2 separate regions of the Homo sapiens genome follow, and region 1 is linked to region 2. Evidence: read pairs that join two places in POLR2A ChIA-PET (ENCODE). Cell type or tissue: K562. All regions are shown on one strand. Links, peaks and the distances in the headings refer to the core of each region. The heading gives the core; the rest is flanking DNA.

What was found. Peaks named below come from ENCODE experiments on the same cell type or tissue, not always from the same donor. Only the 100,000 strongest peaks of a DNase experiment are listed, where the experiment ranks them.
Region 1: POLR2A ChIA-PET joins it to region 2 with 6 read pairs; 16 of 35 experiments call an interaction of 5 or more read pairs at or near these places.

What each region holds. Positions count from the first base shown.
Region 1 is chr17:8,357,439-8,362,816 of GRCh38, forward strand. KRABD2 (KRAB domain containing 2) reads right to left here. Exons shown (of 2, transcript NM_001304947.3): 2 at 1,384-5,378. LOC100128288 (a long non-coding RNA gene) reads right to left here and starts at 3,103. Exons shown (of 1, transcript NR_024447.1): 1 at 975-3,103. In K562, for the core only: no CTCF peak of the experiment used is centred there; a DNase peak (open chromatin) is centred at 2,543.
Region 2 is chr17:8,425,970-8,431,347 of GRCh38, forward strand. It overlaps a transcript of NDEL1 not described here. Among named protein-coding and RNA genes, the nearest start is that of NDEL1, 7.2 kb to the right of the region's middle. In K562, for the core only: a CTCF peak has its summit at 4,230 (motif pointing left); no DNase peak of the experiment used is centred there.

The sequences.
Region 1 (5,378 bases), core at 277-5,276, 69 kb before region 2:
CTCAAAAATAAAAATAAAATAAAAATAAAGTCCATTATTAAACAACAAAAAAGCACCCCAAAAACCAAGGGCCAAGAAAGAGGGAATATTATTTTTCTTTTCTTTTTTTTTTTTTGGAGACAGAGTCTCGCTCTGTTGCCCAGGCTGGAGTACAGTGGCGCAATCTCTGCAACCTCTGCCTCCCAGGTTGAAGCGATTCTCGTGCCTCAGCCTACTGAGTAGCTGGGGTTATAGATGCCCGCCACCTCGCCTGGCTAGTTTTTGTATTTTTAGTAGAGACAGGGTTTCAGCATGTTGGCCAGGCTGGTCTTGAACTCCTGACCTCAAGTGATCCACTCGCCTCGGCCTCCCAAAGTGCTGGGATTACAGGCATGAGCCACCACACCTGGCCTAATTTTCTATAATGGAGAAAACACAAGGCTTATGATTTTCTGCTTCCACAAAGCATTTGGCAGAAATAGGCCAGGAATCCCTATTTTGTAGCCAGGGGAAAGGAAGAATTGTTCTCGGTAGGGGACCACTCTCTAGGGTGAAGCCTGGTCAGTGCCATAGAAACTGTCCTTGGTATTTCTGAGAATTCTGGGTCCATGCTTGGTTAGCTGAGAAACTTGTCAGACACCATATTCTAGTGAGTGCCTGGAAGATACCTGTGAACAGAAGGGGAAACGACACAAGGCCTGGGGGCTTTCAGGCAGCTTTTGGGATCTGCTACATAAAATGCCAGGACTTGAAGACAAGTGACTCTCACTCACATGAATACTGCCTTTGCAGGCCAAAGAGCAAACTGCCAAGTTACTGCCCTGTATTTCCATGTTCAAAGCTGTCTCTCCTCTTTGGTGGGACCTTGTCAATTCTTCTTTTTTTGGACGTAATTGTAGAGTTACAGAAAAGTTGCAAGAATAGTACAAAGAATTCCCACTCTTCACCCAGATTCCCCAAATGTTAACATTTTACTGCATTTTTTTTTTTTTTTTGAGACAGAGTCTTGCTCTGTCACCAGGCTGGAGTGCAGTGGCGTGATCTTGGCTCACTGCAACCTCCGCCTCCTGGGTTCAAGCAATTCTCCTGCCTCAGCCTCCTGAGTAGCTGGGATTACAGGCGCGTGCCACCACGCCTGGCTGATTTTTGTATTTTTGTAGAGACGGGGTTTCACCATGTTGGTTAGGCTGGTCTCGAACTTCTGACCTCATGATCTGCCCACCCTGGCCTCCCAAAGTGCTGGGATTACAGGCGTGAGCCACCGCACCCAGGTGCATTGGTTTTATATCTCTCTGTCCCTCTGTCCCTCCCTTCTCTCTCTCTCTCCACACACACACACACACACACACACACACACACTCATTTTCCTGTACTATTTGATAATAAGTCGCCGACATAATGCTCTTTATCTCAAGATATTTCAACATCTATTTCCTAAAAACAAGGACATTCTCTTACATAACCACAGTACAATCCTCAAGACCAGGAAATTAACTTTGATACAATATTATACTCTTCAGACAATATTCACATTTTACCAACTGTCCCAATGATGCTCATTGTAATAAAAGAATATCCTGGATCATGCATCACATTTGGTTCCCAGTGTCTCTAGCCTACTTTAACTGGAATAGCTCCTCAGTCTTTCTTTGTCTTTCTCAACATTGCCGTTTTTTAAAGAGTACAGGGCAATTATTTTGCTGAATGCCCCTCAATCTGGGTTTGTCTCTTGTCTCTTCATAATTAGATTCAAGTAGCGCATCTGTGGTAGAAATGACACAGAAATGTTCTCAGTGCATCCTTTCAGGGCAGCAGTAGTTGTACATGTACTGGGGAGGTTAACTTTGATCACTGGGTTAAGGTGGTGTCTGCCAGGTCTCTGAGCGAGGATCCTGCTGATTATATTTCTCCCTGCAAGAAGTCCTCTAATACAAAGTAGGCAGGATGGAGAATGTTCAGCAGTGATCTGCAAATGGTCCTTGGAAACTTAGCTTGTGTGACTTCTCACTGAGCACTCCTTTACAGACTTACAAGTCTTTACTCTGTGCCTATTTTTCTGCATTTAGCAGTCTCTTTATTTGTTGGTACCACCAAAGGCCAGCATGATGCCTGGTACATACTTAGTGCTTATAAATGTCCAATGAATGAGTGAAACTGACAGGCTAGAGAAGGGGGTAGGTAAGGAGAGCTGGTCCAGGAAAAGCCCAGAATGACAGTGGATTTCAGAGAGGCTCTCTTCCTGATACAGAGGGCCCCTGCACCTACAGATGAAGAAGGGTGGCAGTTTCAGGTGTCTGGACTGGTTCTCTGCACCCCATTCAGGGCAGAAAGGCAGGGTTTCAGGACTGGGAGCCAGCTGTGTTATTACAGGTGGCCTGGGTTCTGTGTTGAGCGAGATCCTAATGGTCCCTACATTTAAGGCAGCCATTTCCAGCATTTTGGCCATTGCATCAGGAGAAAGAGAGGCAAAAACAAGAGGGGATGTCATTCAAAGAACAGTACACTGAATTGTGGGGGTAGAGTGGGGAGGAGGAAAGAGGCAAACATCTGGCCACTGAATGACTCACCAAAGTTAGGAGTGAGCCATCTGTGTGAATCCCAGAGGAAAGGCTCACAAGCACTCATCTGCTACGTACTCACCCTGTAATGTCGCGGGAAATGCATAAAAGTGAAAAGAACTCCTACGCCAAAGTTCCAGGTGTGGAAAAGTTATTCTGAGCAAGGAGCTAGTCAACAGAAAGGATGTAGCAATTCAAATTACATAGAACAATAAGATTTAACAAATTGAGACATGGGGAAGCAAAAAGCAAAATATCAGGACCAAATTTTAAATGGAAAAGGGAAACTCTAACTAGATCCAAACCAAAATGATAATAATAATGATAATAATAATAATGAAGAAAAGTAAACATAAGAAAAATATGATTCTAAAAGGCAAAGTCTCATATTAAAACGGAAAGGCAATTTGCTCAGGAAGCTCACATTTCCTGCCTTCTTTGTTTGCTTGGAAAACACAGTAGAGTCGACCATCTGGGGTAATTAATTCTAGGGTAAAAATGTCAGAACCTGGGTAAACAAAGATTAGCACCATGATAAAAATAAGGAAGAACCAGGAACTAAAAAAGAAACCAAATTCAGTAAGTTCAAAGGGATAGAATTCTGAAGAAAATTCTGAAGATTCCAGGGACAAGCTTGTTTTGCCATCCGTCAACTTTTTGAATGAGAGTCCTGGGATAACTCTTGCTCTTTTATATTTCAAAGTATCTCAGGTTTCAAATCAATTTCTATAAAGCTTCCACAAAACAAATGGAAGGAAGAACTGTAAATCACAAACTAAAAAAAACAAACAAAACAAAAAACCTTTCCCCCTTACAATTCAACAACCCAAAGTCACCAAATTGAAGAAGGGTAAAGTAATTGCAGAGGTAACGGGCTCATGCACTGATTGAACCTAACCTTGGCAAACCATACTTCAATGGTCTGTTGTACTAATGTCCAGAAAGCATGCAAAATAATTTGGAAGCAAGAATGTAAGTCTGAGCTTCTCGGTTGCCTCCCCCACTGCCCTTCCTTCTCAGTGCTAATGACATTCCAATGCTTAGTCTCAAAAAAACCACTGGTAATAGGGATCTCAGAAATATCAGAAGAAAACGTTCCTTCTACCCCTAGAGCTGCAGACAAGCAGATTCTATTCCACAATATAAGGCCAAAGCTAGTTCTGAAAAAGTGGGTAAATAGAGAACATTCACAAAAGCATTCATCTCTAAGTCTCCTATCTTCTCTCCATCTCGGAAGTGGGGACATGTGCCCTGGCAGGAAGCTCAGGCTGGGGTTCTAGAAGAGGTAGGAAGTACAAAAGTAGAAGAGGACAGTCTTCATACTACACAGGGCAGAACTGGAAGAGAACTTTAAAACGAGTTGGTTCAATTGTCTGTCACCTTAGATGAGGAAGCCAAGTTCTGGAAAGAATAAGTGACTCTGGCAGTGCCTAGAGTAGCCGATGGCCTGAGTTTCTTCCTGCCACCCCACACAAAACAAGTGCAACCAGGAAATTCATGTGCCTAGACCTGATGCCTTAATTCCAAAGCTGCAAAGGTAGTTGGGACCATATGATAGTCCAACTTGGATGCCAGGTTTAAGTTGTTATCCTGTGAGTGAGGAACCACTGCAGATTTCTTTTTTTCCCCTGAAGGGCTGTGGTGCAATCGTAGCTCACTGCAGCCTTGACCTCCTGGGCTCAAGAGATCCTTCCACCTCAGCCACCCAAGTAGCTGGGCCTACAGTGTGAGCCACCAAACCTAATACCATGCCTCACTATGTTGCCCAGGCTGGTGTCGAACCCTGTGGCTCAAGCAATCCTCCTGCCTCAGCCTCCAAAGTGCTTGGATTACAGGCACGAGCCACTGCACCTGGCCCAATGGAGATTCTTGAGCAGGGAAGATGGTTATAAGCATTGACCTTGGACTTGACACTTAGGTTTGAACCCTGGGCTAGTTATTACTTTCTGAGCTTTATTTCTTTCTTTATGAGAGGAAAATTAAGTCCTTAATACACCTATTTAAACTCATTTCTTCAGCTTCAACTGACTTTGTAGGATCGTAAGGATTACATAAGAAAATGAATTTAAGGCCAGGCGTGGTGGCTCACGCCTGTAATCCCAGCACTTTGGGAGGCCAAGGTGGGTGGTGGATCACGAGGTCAGGAGATCAAGACCGACCGTCCTGGCTAACATGGTGAAACCCCGTCTCTACTAAAAATACAAAATAGCCGGGCGTGTTGGCGGGTGCCTGTAGTCCCAGCTACTTGGGAGGCTGAGGCGGGAGAATGGCGTGAACCCGGGAGGTGGAGCTTGTAGTGAGCCAAGATTGCGCCACTGCACTCCAGCCTGGGCGACAGAGGAAGATTCCATCTCAAAAAAAAAAAAGAAAATGAATTTAAAGCTCAATACTAATACTGTAGGTAAATTAGTATTCAGTAGTGTTAACTATTATTCCAAGCAGAGCTTTACTTCTGGAAGATTCACTAGGTGGGTTGTCTCCAATCAACAAAGGTAACAAGAGCCTGTCCTGGGGGAATGGAGAGATGGTAACAGATTTAAGACATTTCAGAGTTAGCCTATCAGTTATGTACTGTTGCATAACAAACCACCTCTAAACTCGGTGGCTTGAAACAACAACATTCATTTATTTTGCACATGACTCTGCAATTTGGCCAGGGCTTGTCTCTGTTCTATACAGTATTGAATGGACGATGAACTGGGGGCTGGGGAGTCTCCTTTTAAGATGGCTCACTCACATGGTTGGCAGGTTGGTTCTGTCTGTTGGCTAAGAGCTCAGCCAGGGCCGAGGGCCCAGGGCTTTGGCTCCTCTCAATGTGGGCCTCTCCACAGGCTGCCTGGG
Region 2 (5,378 bases), core at 283-5,282:
ACGTGGAGATGGGTCTCGCCATGTTACACAGGCTGGTTTTGAATTCCTGGCCTCAAGTGATCCTCCCACCTTAGCCTCCTAAAGTGTTGGGATTACTGGAGTAAGCCCTTGAGCCCAGCCTCTCTGTCTATTTCTGTTTCCCTTCTATTTTCCTTCTTTTTGTTTTTTCATTTTTAGAAAATCTCCAGGAAGGAAAGAATTTAGCTTCTTTTGTTAATTGTGCTATGCCAGGCATCTAGAACAGGGCCAGGCCCTCATTAAATATTTGTTGAATGGTTGGAAGCATGATCTTTTGGTCCTGGCAACTTTGACTCATTGGCTTACCTGGTAATGGGAATCGGGCTAAAATTGCTTAATAAGCTTAGACTGGTAAGAAACACTCCATTTCTTTTCAGCCCCGTCATTTCATTAGTCTAGTTTGGGAGTAGGTAAACCTGGCGCCACCTTGTCTGTATAAAGGTATGTGAGCACATATCATTTTTTCCCAGGGACAGTCACACTGTTTATGGAGGTGTGATGTCAACAGCCCTTGGGGTTGCCAGGTGTTAACCCAATGGGCAATTAACAGTGTCATGCCATCCTTTTCTTGGGAGGCAGCTGCCACTCTGGGGTGTGGGTAGTGCCTGTCACGTGGTCGGGATGAGAGCCAAGGATGATAGTGAAGCCTGAAGCTTGGGGAAGTCAGGAAAACCGTGAGGTTCCAGATCAGCAGGAAGTCCACAGTTAAGGGAGCCTTCTGGGAAGAAATTAGGACCAGCCAGAGATTCATGGGAGCATGGCAGGGTATCAAGTTCCATCAATAGGGGAGAAAAGGCCAGACAAACCTCAATAGGGGATTAAAGGCTCTTGAAACCTCAGTTTACCCCCCAGATAAGGATGAGGTCTCTTTCTTTCCAGGTACCATCACCCAGGGCAGGACCTTCATAGGAAGGCCTGTTTCAGCCGCAACCTAAACTGTTCTCATTTTTCTCTTTTCTAAAAGCCACCTTCCAGCAGGCTACACCTGGCGGCCTGCACAAGGCAAAGCACCTTCCTGGCAAGGGAGCCAAGGGCCAGAAGCAGGCCGCATTCTCAGGCACAGTGGAAAGGGAAGGAAAGGGAAGGGGGCTTGGAACCTAAGACACTGCATAGCAAATTCATCTCTACCCAATTCCAGCCTTTCTGTTGACTTACAGCCAACTGGAGTTTGAAAGTGTGGGGATAAACTGATGGGAGAGCTGAGGTTTGGGAGTCTGAGCTGCTTTGAGTGGTCGGTGAGCTCTGTTTGCTCCAGAAGCTAATGAGGATGCAATAAAGACAACAAATAGAACCTTCTTTCCCTTTGGGCTATTCCTGGGTATAGGAATAGCCCAGGCTGGCTGTTTGTGGCTGGCTGGGTCAGGGACCGAACCATAGTGAGCATTTTTGAATCGGACATGAGTTGGTTACCATTCAAAGTCTTGGAAGGGAGGCTGGGCATGGTGGCTCATGCCTGTAATCCCAGGACTTTGGGAGGCCGAGGCAGGCAGATCATTTGAGGCCAGGAGTTCAAGACCTGTCTGGCCAACATGGTGACACCCCGTCTCTACTAAAAATACAAACAATTAGCTGGGTGTGGTGGTGCAGGCCTATAGTTCCAGCTACTCGGGGGCGGGAGGCTGAGGCAGGAGAATCGCTTGAACCTGGGAGGCAGAGGTCTCAGTGAGCCAAGCTCGCGCCACTGCACTCCAGCCTGGGCGACAGAGCAAGACTCTGTCTCAAAACAAAAACAAAAAACAGACAAACAATAAAACCACCCAAAGTCTTGGAGGGGGAAATTAATCTCCTGGTTGAAGGCTCTGGCATTCTGTGGACTGCCCAGCAAGCCATTTATACGACCAATATTTATTGAGTGCCCACTCAGTGACAAGTGTTATGATGAAAAATTAAGATGCATTTCTCTATTTAAGGCATTTGCATGTACTTTTATGTTCTTTTAAAATTTCACATCTTGGTTACATCTTATATTGCAGTCTTTGGTTTTAAGGGCCTTGACAACTTTACGGAGGAAGAGAATCCTATGAATATGAAGCCCTATTTTCACTCAGGGAGCAGCCCTGCCACACTATATCCTTTGCCATGGTTGTTTTTCTTTATAGCATTTCTCATGACCTGGCAGAAATAGATTAGTCTGCTTGCTTGTTGTCTATTTTCCCTTTAGAATATAAGCTAATTATATTGGGTAGGGGTTGGGGGTGCTTTTTAAAGTTGTGGTGGGATATCCATGGCTTAGAACAGTGCCTGGTCCTCAGCAGGCACTAAACTCCTTGCTAATGAATGAAAGACTTTTCTCTCTATATAAAACCACTTCTCGCCTCAAGGCTCAAGTGTGTGTGGTGTGTGTGTGTGTGTGTGTGTGTGTGTGTGTGTGTGTATTTTTTTTTTTTTTTTTTCCGAGACAGAGTCTCATTCTGTTGCCCAGGCTGGAGTGTAGTGGTGTGACCTTGGCTCACTGCAACCTCCGCCTCCCAGGTTCAAGCAATTCTCCTGCCTCAGCCTCCCGAGTAGCTGGGATTACAGGCATGTGCCACCACACCCGGCTACTTTTTGTATTTTTAGTAGACATGGGGTTTCACCATACTGGCCAGGCTGGTCTCGAACTCCTGACCTCGTGATCTGACCACCCTGGCCTCCCAAAGTGCTGGGATTATAGGTGTGAGCCCCCATGCCTGGCCCCAAGTGTATATTTTTAAGATTTTTGTTTTTTTGAGATGGAGTCTCTTTCACCCAGGCCAGACTGCAGTGGCATGATCTCGGCTCACTGCAAGCTCCGCCTCCCAGGTTCACACCATTCTCCTGCCTCAGCCTCCCGAGTAGCTGGGACTACGGGCTCCTGCCACCACGCCCGGCTAATTTTTTGTATTTTTAGTAGAGACGGGGTTTCACCGTGTTAGCCAAGATGGTCTCGATCTCCTGACCTTGTGATCTGCCTGCCTTGGCCTCCCAAAGTGCTGGGATTACAGGCATGAGCCACCGCGCCCGGCCTATTTTTAAGATTTTAAAAACACATTATTATTAATATTATTTAATTACAAAAGCAAAGGATATTGCATTAGGGATTATAGACGCTATGGCCTGGGTTTAAGATTTAGGCTAGAGAAAAGGCATAGTTGCCTATGACCCAAATCTTAGTTCCTTTGTAACCTATATCATCTAAGTTCAGCCTTTCATACCAGCGAAAATCTCTGTCTATGGTGACTTTTTTCAGGATTTGGGGTATTTTCCAGAATGTTCTGTCAGTCTTGCCTTTGAAGTTATAGCCACCAGACCATTGGTTCATTCTTTCACTTTCGTTGAAGCATATTAAATGAGTGTTTGCTAAGTGCCTGTTGCTGGGGATATATTAAGACAATCAACACTGTCCCTACACTCAGTGAGTTTTGGTTTCTTGGGGGAGATTGGACATCTCTGTAACCAAAAGGCCATGTTTAATAAGTCTCTTGTGAACTGTGTAGAGCTCCATGTGAGCTCAGAGGAAGGAGTGCTCACTTTGGGACTTTGAGTATCAGGGAAGGCTTCCTGGAGGAGCTAGCATATGAGTGAGACTTCAAAAGGCAGAGGAGAAGGTGGGTTGGCCAAGCCTAGGCAGCAGCTGCAGTGTAAAGGGCAGGGGAAGTCAACAAGATAGGCCCATAGAGGAAGGGAATCATCTATTTGGGGGACCATGCTGGTGGGTCTGGCCAGACCTAGAGAGGTGATCCATAGGATATAGACCGTAGAAGTGGGCTGGAGTTGCTTTGGGAAGGCCTTGAGTATGAGACTACTTTGTTCCTTATCACAAAGGTAACAAGATGCCAAAACAAGTTTTGGAGGCAGGGATGCTCTGCATACAGTGAGATTTTAGAAAGATTATTCTTATGGTTATGTGTGGACTGCTGGGCTGAAACAAGAAGAAATTCGAGGGAGAGAAGTTTGGGGAGAGAGGGACAGACAAATAAGAAACTTTGGATTATGGGCGATGTGGGAAGAAAGTACTGAAATATGACTAGATTTACTTGAGTTTAGGAAGGGAAAGTCTTTGGGCTTTGGTGACCACATGCGTGAGATGCAAGCTGGGGAGGGAAATGATTAGGGGGATTTGATGAGTGCCTTGTGCTTCACTGACTGGAATGATGGCACCATTGGCAGAAACATGAAAATTGTTTTGGAAATTTCTGTTGGGGCAAAGGAAAATCTGTTTGGGGTTTCGGCATGTAGAGCTGGAGGTGGTGGTGGGACATCTGGTGGACATATCTGCCAGACCATTAGCAACTGGCCAGTCAGTGGGTGTCCCTTGCCCAGCTAGATCTATACCCTTAGAGATTAGCAAAAAATGCTGGCCAAAGGAATAGAGAGAGATTAGGTTGAAGCTGATTTTGAGATGTCTTGCTCACCTGATTCAGTAGAGTTAAGTATGCCCCATCTCGTCAGAATTTCCACAGTGGGCCTGTGTGCATTACATATCACCTTCTGTGAGTGTGTGATGTGGCCGAAGTCCAGCATCTTTACTAGCTAGGGTTCGGGCTTGTACCCAGATCTCTCTTAGGGTAGCCGGTCAACCTCCACCCTTCCCAGTGGTGGAATCTGGCCTCTGTTTCCTGAATCTCAGAGTTTGTGACAGGAGAGATGTTGGGATCCTCATGCATGCTCTCAGGGACTGTGACATTAACCTCTTTGGCTCAATCCAAGAAAGACCTTGTACTGGGACCCATGCCTCGGCAAACCCCTTCCTAATGATTTATAAAGGCAGAGGGTAGGGCAGCCCTCACTCACCTTTTTTACCACCACAAGGGCTGGTTTTATAACTTCTGTTCCCTTTCGGGGCTGATTTCCATCTTCCTTTCCACTTTATTTTTTCTGGATTTGGTATATTGGAAGCAGGGGCTGGGGCAAAGGTTGCTGATGGTTAATTGCCATGCCCAGCCCCTGGGCCCATCTCCCAGGGAGAAAGCTCAACCACAAGGGGGAAGGAATTACATCAGTTTGGGCCCTTCGGCACCTCTTAGAATCCTGCCAGGCAAAGCCCGTTCATTAAGATAAGGCCAATAGTCCAGTCCTGACAAACACCAGTTTTGGGTCCAGGCCGCGTGGGAGGGGTGGCAGCTTGGAAGATGATGCCAACATTTTCCGAGGGGCCTGGCCTGCCATTAGATGACTCAGTGCGTTTCCCAGCACCTCAGCCAGGAGGCAGGGAGAGAGCCGCAGCCCTTATTAATTTTTTTCCTCTTGGGATAGGACTGTTTTGTCTTGGCACCAGGTCCACAGGAAAGCCTTCATTCATCCCCTCCCTGTCTGTGATCTCATCAGCCAGAGCACAGCTTCACCCAGGGAAGCAGAGCCCCAGAGCCTGAACGAGCTGTACCAGTCCATTGTCCCAGGCC